2 separate regions of the Homo sapiens genome follow, and region 1 is linked to region 2. A link is a loop called in an ENCODE intact Hi-C map of the cell type or tissue named here. Cell type or tissue: PC-3. All regions are shown on one strand. Each heading gives the region's core, and the rest is flanking DNA. Links, peaks and the distances in the headings are about the cores only. Region 1 overlaps LINC01442 (long intergenic non-protein coding RNA 1442). Region 2 has its middle 44 kb from the start of LINC01442.

The links. Peaks named below come from ENCODE experiments on the same cell type or tissue, not always from the same donor. Only the 100,000 strongest peaks of a DNase experiment are listed, where the experiment ranks them.
Region 1: it touches region 2 in a loop (6-fold over the local background); 1 of 110 quality-filtered maps calls a loop at or near these places.

What each region holds. Positions count from the first base shown.
Region 1 is chr13:60,930,259-60,934,670 of GRCh38, reverse strand. All of the region lies in intron 1 of LINC01442 (long intergenic non-protein coding RNA 1442), which reads right to left. Among named protein-coding and RNA genes, the nearest start is that of LINC01442, 16 kb to the right of the region's middle. In PC-3, for the core only: no CTCF peak of the experiment used is centred there; a DNase peak (open chromatin) is centred at 2,620; H3K4me3 peaks cover 2,481 bases; H3K27ac peaks cover 3,438 bases.
Region 2 is chr13:60,870,524-60,874,935 of GRCh38, reverse strand. No RefSeq gene overlaps it. Among named protein-coding and RNA genes, the nearest start is that of LINC01442, 44 kb to the left of the region's middle. In PC-3, for the core only: no CTCF peak of the experiment used is centred there; no DNase peak of the experiment used is centred there; H3K27ac peaks cover 1,505 bases.

The sequences.
Region 1 (4,412 bases), core at 276-4,275, 60 kb before region 2:
CACGTATGTTTATTGCGGCACTATTCACAATAGCAAAGACTTGGAAGCAACCCAAATGTCCAACAATGATAGACTGCATTAAGAAAATGTGGCACATATACACCATGGAATACTATGCAGCCGTAAAAAATGATGAGTTCATATCCTTTGTAGGGACATGGATGAAGCTGGAAACCATCATTCTCAGCAAACTATCGCAAGGACAAAAAACCAAACACCACATGTTCTCACTCATAGGTGGGAATTGAACAATGAGAACACATGGACTCAGGAAGGGGAACATCACACACCGGGGCCTGTTGTGGGGTGGGGGGAGGGGGGAGGGATAGCATTAGGAGATATACCTAATGTTAAATGACGAGTTAATGGGTGCAGCACACCAACATGGCACATGTATATAAATGTAACACACCTGCACGTTGTGCACATGCACATGTACCCTAAAACTTAAAGTATAATAAAAGAAAAAAAAAAGCGTTTTCTCCCTCCATCAATTAATTCCCAGTTAAGTACTGAAAACCCAAAGCAATCCCATTCCTAGCACAGTGTCTGGCACTTAGGAAACACACAGCAAATGTTTGCTGAATTAATTTCTTGAATGAAGAAAAGTTCCCTTAATCCATATCAGGCACTTAAGTGGAACTTCTTTACACCGTTTCTGTGCTTCTTGAAGCCACAAAAGATTTAACCTGAAAACCTAATCAATAGCACTTCAATAGCACTCCCATCAATAACACTCCCAAAACTGTAGGCTCTAAGAATCAGGCAGTGTCTTGAGTGATTAAAAAGAGGATTATCACCCTTATAGTCTTTATTAAATGCAGGGGAGCTGAGTCATTTCTGTGGTTTATTACACAAAGCAGGACACTGCATCAAGGAGGAAGACAAAATATTTAGCTTTGCCTTTTTGTGAATGAGCCTTAGAATAAAGCCAGATCTGCTTTTCTGGAGGACACTTCTTTGCCATTCTCATTTTTTATTTTATAACTTCCTTTCGGCATTTAAAGTCTATGAGATCTGAAGAGTTGAATTTGGTAAGTAGAAACAAAATTATTGAGTCTTCATTTGCTGATTGTATCCATGCAAAAAGAAATTTTACTGCCTTTCTCAGAGCATTGAATTTTTCACTCTTAGGCTGTAGCAACAAAGTGGAAAACTTATTCCTGTCTCTTCCCTATACAGTGACAGTCAAGTTTCAACTACAAAGATGCCTCAAGGCCCAGTGATTATTTAATTATCTCCTGGAAAATAATTTCCGAATGTGACAAGGGCATCAACAATCTCCTCAAGCCTGCTAAATTTACTTCTTCTGTCACCTTGTCGACTGTCTCTTCATATTACTTCTCCTGCAGGGTCATATCTAAATTTCGTGGAGCCTCAGGTTTATATAATTGGGAAGGAGGCTCTAAAGAAAAGGCTGGAAAATTGCCAAGACAACATTAGATTTAAACAAAATCCTGCCAGCGAAGACCCCTGAAAACTTAAGCTTCATTAGCTTCAGGATTAATCCACTTATAGGCTCCCCTTATAACTAATGTTGCCAGGTAAAATACAGGATGCCCAGTTAAATTTGAATTTTAGGTAAACAATAAACAACTTTTTTATTATAAGAATATAGTCTTGGGGACAGATTTATACTAAAATATTATTCATTGCTTATCTGAAATTCATATTTAACTGGGCATCCTGTATTTGTATTTACTAAATCTGACAACTCTACTTAAAACATGGAGAGAAAAGGCAGACACCTAAGTTCCTAAAACAAATCTATAATACCCACGTGGGTCTCTTTAGGCCTTCTCTGACTTCCCTAGATAATTAGGATCTTGGTCTTTATATGAATAAATATTGCAGAATTGAGTTTCATTCACCCCTGGTTAAATGCTATAAATTTTTAATTAATTTTTATATCTAAAAATTCTATGTGGAAGAGATATGGCATGAATGAATGCTTTTCATTCAAAAATAACTTCAGTAGCAAAGAGACAATGGTAATTAGAAATAAATGCCAATAGATTGTCATATGAAAGAAAAGTAACTTTGTCACACTCAAATTCCCTCGGTAACATATTCTAACCTCTCCTAGCCTTTACAGTGAAGATGTGCTATCATCTTCAAAATTTGCAACCTAAACCATCCTGCTTGAATTTAACCCTCTTGTCCTCTCCTTAATTTAATGGGAAATATCACTAATTAATATATGGCTTTCCAGACTGGAACACTGTTGTCTTTCTCAGGCTACTCTTCTCCAAGTAAAACAAACAAACAAAAAGCCTCCATTGCATTAGTGTCTGCTCCAGGGAGTGTCTCCCAGCACTCTCACAGAGCGGACTCCTCCATGCACAGATACTCCCCACACCTCAGGATACTTTAGTTTTAAGATCTGGCCACAGGAAAGAATGTTAAGGAAAATTTTAACTGAATGTTGAATATAATTTGAAAATAATCTCATAGATACAAATTTCTGTACTATTTTTAAGATGTTTTGGGAAACTTCATGTGTATTTCGAATTTGTCCTCATACTGACAATAAAATGGAAGTCCTTGTCAGATAAAAGAGAGCGGAAATGTGTTTCTATGAGCCATATAGTAACCAAAGAATGAAATTCTCTATCGATGAGTCACATGCCTAATAGTTTGGTTAGATATGTATTCAGGTGCACAGAGCAAATATTGAACTGAAAAAATGACCCTGAATGCAATCCAAAAATGTTCACAAGACTGATATTATTAAAAGAAATATAAAATTCAGTACATTCCTTCTGAAGTTACAATTTTGAAAGCAATACACAGTTTATTTATAAGTTCTATTAGTTTCTTTTGAAATGCTTATCTCTTTGTAATTGCAAATTTTTTTCTTCATATGTAAATGGAGAAAATAAAAGCACTTATTTCATTGAGGTGTTGTAGGGATTAAATGAGACTATATTTAAAGCACAACACAATGACTATAATACAATAAGCACTTGATAAATATTTTCTATCAGTATCATTTTCACTACTCATTTTTAATAAGTTACCAAATATATATATATAGGAGATATTCTTTTCTGTCCTTTCTCTTCTTTTAGTTTCTTTCTTTCTTATGCCTCTGAGTACTTGCCATATTGTCAATTATTTAATAGTTGCATGAGTATAAATATAGATTTTTAAGTAGGGAAAATCAATAATTTTGTATTTGATCAATATTTTTATATCCCACAAATGTATGTAATATACCTCAGAATTCTGATAGTATTGTACAATTGATTCTTGAACAACTTGATTTTGAACTATGTGGGTCCACTTGCACATGAGTTTTTTCAATAAATATATATATAAATTTAATATATAAATATATTTCATATGATATATAATACATTTTATATAATATAAAAATATATAAATTTTTTGGAGATTTACAACAATTTGAAAAATGTTGCACACAGAACACCTAGCCTAGGAATATCAAAAAAGAAAAAGGTAAGTATGCATTAATGCACAAAATCTATGTAGATATTAATCTATTTTATCATCTACTATCATAAAATACACACAAATCCACTATACAAAGTTAGAATTTATTGAAACATGCACCCAAACACAAACTGTACATGGCACCATTCATGGTGGAGAGAAATGTAAACAAACGTAAAGATGCAGTATTAAATCATGACTGCATAAAATTAACTGTAGTACATACTGTACAACAGTAATCAATTCATAGCCACTTCCTTTTGTTCTTGCAGTGAGCTCAAGTGTTGCAAGTATCCATTTAAAATACTTCGTGACACTAATCATTTCTGCATGAGGAGTTCATTCCTCTAATAAATTGCAGTAAAAAGGGATCTCTTGTGTTTCTCATGTATTTTTCATTTTGTTTAGTGCAATACTTTCAACCTTGCCTAACAACATGGAACACATACGAAGTGCCACTAGTGATGCTGGAAGTGCTTCCGAGAAGCAGAGAAGTCATGGCGTTGCAAAAAAAAGCTGAATTGCTTGATATGTACCATAGACTGAGATTTGCAGCTGCAGTTACCTGCCATTTCAGAGATTCATCTTGTAAACAAATGACTAAACTTGTGGTATCAATAAATACAATACAGTACTAAAATATATTTCCTCTTATGATTTTCTTCATAACATTTTCTTTTCTCTAGCTTTCTTTATGGTAAAAATATACTATATAATACATATAAATTGCAAAATATTTGTTAATTGATTAATTGGTAAGGCTTTTGGGCAACATGGTCTATTAGTAGTTAAGTTTGTGGGGAGTCAAAAGTTCTATGTAGATTTTCAAGTGTTGAGGATCAGTACCCCAATCCCCATTTTGTTAAAGAGACAATTTTATTTACAATTCTATTATAAAGTACATTCATTTCAATGCTAATCAAGTTGATTTCAAGAATTATTGGTGCTAAATAAGT
Region 2 (4,412 bases), core at 194-4,193:
TCAGATTAAAATAGCTGATAACTAAATGATTCTATTACATAAAAACAAAATAAGCAGGCTTTACTAATAGACCTAATCATTATTAGATGAGCACTATTTTTCACTATCAATAGCCTTGATATAAAGAAAGCAACTTAAATTCAGAGCCAAGTTTTGCCTCTGACTATAAAATTGGAGGCTCTTAAATATATGATAAAAAAAATCTGATTGCATCTTCTCTCATTTTTTTGCCACTACTGTCATTCTAAAATATTCAGGGCTCCAATTTTCCTCAACTTTGCAGAAAGCATTGAAAGTAATTTTGTGGAAAGAAAGCAAAATGTGGCAGATTATCTCTATTACATACATCAAAAAATATAGCATTCTATTCTCAAGTTAAAATATACCAAAGAGACCCTGTGGTTTTTGTGTAGGAAGAGATTGAAAGAAAATCAACTGAACATACCTCAAAACAAAAAAAAACAAAACAAAAAAAAAAAAAAAAAAGGGAGGTGGGGCCTTCTCAACAATGCTTTCTAAATACGCTGTTAAGTTTTTAGACTCCCAGTGGTTTCAGAAGACAGGTAAGCAAAAACTTTTTATATTTAATTTATATTTCCCATCCATCAAAGATTGCTTTTTAAATTTGTTTTTTATGGCTTTGTCAGCAGCCATTTTTCAATAGAGGTATAAATGTAACTTGAATTTTTAATGATAAACTGATAAAAGTCATTTTCATAAAACAAAAAATCGCTATTTCAAATCTTTTAAGGTATCTTTTTAAGTTTTTTGAATTGGAGTTCACATTTACAAAAGGTTTCAGATGGCTAGTGGAAACTTGAAAATTCATTCAGTAAAGAGATTTCTGCTTCTATGGCACTTTTAATGAACTAATGTATGCATTTTTTTTGAGTATTTTACAAAGAAAGATATTTGCATAAAAATAGAATTTGCATTTTTAAGAGATCATCTGTTCCTTATTCTTCTTTACTCAAAATCATAATGTTATCTTTACAACATCATAATCCTTTCCACAGGGACAAAATCTGATGTCATAAACGACCATTATGATTTCAAGTGTGCAATAAGCACAGACAGAAAATACACTTTTTATTTTTGTAAAAGAAAAAAAACTTCATTTACAAAAACAAAATTCACAGCATTTGACAAAACAGTCAACATTTTACACCTGTTGTTTTTTTCAGCAGATCTCCAGCACATTTTACACTTCTAAAGGCAATCTGTAATGTCTACTTAAATGGATAATAACTTGATTTTAGCATCTTACAAGAAAGAGCCTTAATTCTCGGTGTTCTAACAAAATTATCTTTATCATTCAGAGCAAAAAAGAGGAATTTAATTCCTAGGAAAAAAAATCTGAAGCTTTAAAGGTTCATATAGTCAGTTAATTACAATTTTGAGTCATATGGACTGGATGAGATTTTTCTACACATCTTTGTAAAACACGCATCAAATCATATCAGTACCTTTTTTAAAACTCTTCAATACCTTCCCCAGCACCCTCAAGACAAAGTCTGAATTTTTCTGCATGACAGGCACATGTGCACCTTCACATTTTGGTCTCTGAGTGTCTAGAATCATCTCACCTCTGTCCTCCTTCCCCTCCAACCTCTTTCCCTATCCACACACTGACTCACAGTTTTTTAACACTATGAACTCTCCCATATTTTCAATAGCTTGTAAAACATTTATTATTTCATAAATCGTTCTTTCCCTAGCTTTACTTTGTTCACCTTGTAAACACCTTCTAAAACTTTGTGAGAATGCCATCTTTCCCCTGAAGCATTTCCTGATCCTCAGCCAGAATGTGTTATTCCCTCCTCTGGAGTCCCAGAATTTTGTTCTGTCATAGTACTTAAGAAACAATGTTTTCATTATGAAACAGTTTGGCTCTGTGTCCCCACCGAAATCTCATCTTGAACTGTAATCCCCATGTGTTGAGGGAGGGGCCTGGTAGGAAGTGATTGGACCATGAAGGCAGTTTCCCCCATGCTATTCTCATGATAGTGAGTGAGTTCTCAGGGGATCTGATGGTGTTAAGTGGTGGTTTCCCCTGCACTTCTCTCTCACCTGCCATCATGTAAGAGGTGCCTGCATCCCCTTGCCTTCCACCATGATAATGTTTTCCTGAGGCCTCCCCAGCCACGCAGAACTATGAGTCAATTAAACCTCTTTTGTTTTATGAAATTACCCAGTCTCAGATAGCATTTTTATAGCAGTGTGAAAACGGATTAATGCAAATTACTTGTTTTTCTACTTACCTCTCCCTACTAGAAAGTGAGTTCCTTGAGGTCTGTGTCATCAGGACATAGCAAATGGAAGATAATAGAGATTTTTATTAACTGAGTGGATAAAGGAAGGCAAGGAGAAAAGATGGAATGTCTGATGCCATGATGGAATATATCTAATTATTTCTAACTGGAGATCGAAGCTGACCTATACTCCAAATTTTGATACAGAGTTAAGGAAGAAATTATGCTTGATAATTTTGTATTTTTTTCTTAAATAAGCATTAAAATGATGACTTTACATGTCTTGTAAAAGAGAAAGAGTATGTAAAGTTCCTCAACAGGAGAGAAAACATTATCATAGCTAACATGTAACATTAATGTGCCAGATATAATCATTTTATGTGCCAGATATAATCAGTATGACCTCATTTAATTGTCACAGAGGTAGATTATCACAAGTCCTATTTCCCAGGTAATAAATCAATGCACAGAAAAGCACCATAGCTAATAATTAGGAAGAAACTGGAACTAGAACCTAGATCTGTCTTGAGTCCAAGTTCTCAAAGTTATACTAGAAGCCCCAGATAAGCTAAAAAATAAAAAGCATAATCTATAGTTTATATATAATAGAAATGACTTCATGAATATTGCATTATAAAAGTGAAAAAATAAAAGTTTCCCAAACATGGGCCATCCAAGCCACATATTTCTTTGATAAATTGGAAAGACCTATAGGAGGTGGCAGGCAGCAAGATAGACTGCACTTATACCTTTGATTATAGTGTTATCTAAAACAAGTCTTTCAGTATTCTAAGTATTCCCATGAAAAAAAATGTGCATAGTATTTGCTACCTAACCAATCTCATAGAAATATTGTGTAAAATACTGAGTTCATTTTCATAAAACTTTTTAGATATTCAGATTAAATACTTACTTCGGATATATATAAACTATTATTAGCAATAACACTATTTTGTCTTTCAAAAAAAAAATCTGCTACTTTAATAGGGGATTAAATCCTACTGATTACTTCCCCACAATTCCATTCAGGTGAATATATCTTCTAAATGACTTGCACATAGACAAACCTTCTAAAATTCATCTCAAATTTATGCATCTGTGACATATATAAACAGACACAATAACTGCCATTAGATGACAGCCTTAAACGCTACTCAGAAATGCCCTGCACATAAATATCCTCCAGGTGGATAAATGGCTTTTGCAAAATTTCTTTTTTTAGCAGGAAAACTACAGAGCTTATTTTTCCTTGTTGTGCTTCTAGTGTGCAAGCGTGAAGGAAACTATAAACATGCTCTATCCCCGTGGTCTCAAAGAGTGCTCTCCATATTACCAGCATCAGCATGGCCTGGGAACCTGGTAGAAATTCAACTTCTTGGGCCTCTTCAAACCTTCTGAGTCAGAAACTAAGGAGTGAGACCTATCAATCTGTGTTTTAACAAGCTCTCCAGGTGGTTCTGACAGCCTCCACAGTTCAGGAACCATTGGCCTACCACCATTCTTGTTTCACTGGTGAGAAAATTGAAGCACTGAGTTAAATAATTATTCAAATTATTCAAGTCTAAACAAAATAATTTTGTGTAAGAAGCCAGTAGGTTCTCTCTTTCCTCATTTTCCCCTCGTTGATTACCATTGAAATCACATTTCTAGGGTCACAATACAGAAATGCCAGTGTTGGTTTTCTGAATCCAATGTTTTCAAGACTTAAGGTCTAGATATACAGATGGAAAACAATACCTTTGAGCACTTTATTCCACAGTTAAGACTAGCGGAGCTTTTCTGAGACTGGTGTAAGTGCATCCTTGAGTAGAGAGGCAGCAGGCTTGCTCAGTTGCTCACTTCGTGGAGCTTATCTTTTCAAGCGGATATTTTTAAGCGTGGAGAGAACAAGTGATGCATAACAACTCTGAGCAATTAGAAGACATGAGAGAGGGCTAAATGGCCAACTAAATGCAGCCAGGTGGAACAGCTGCCACCAGGGTACCAAGAGGACTGGCATACTCCTAATAGATTTTCAGAGGGAAGGCATGGAGAGTGCACGGAGTGAACACGCAGAAGCTGAGGTGAAGGGGAAGAAGCTGGGAATCATGCACAGGGCTGCTGTGCACCAGGACTCGTTCTTAGCCCCCAAAGACTCTGGGGTAAGTGGTGAGTTGAACT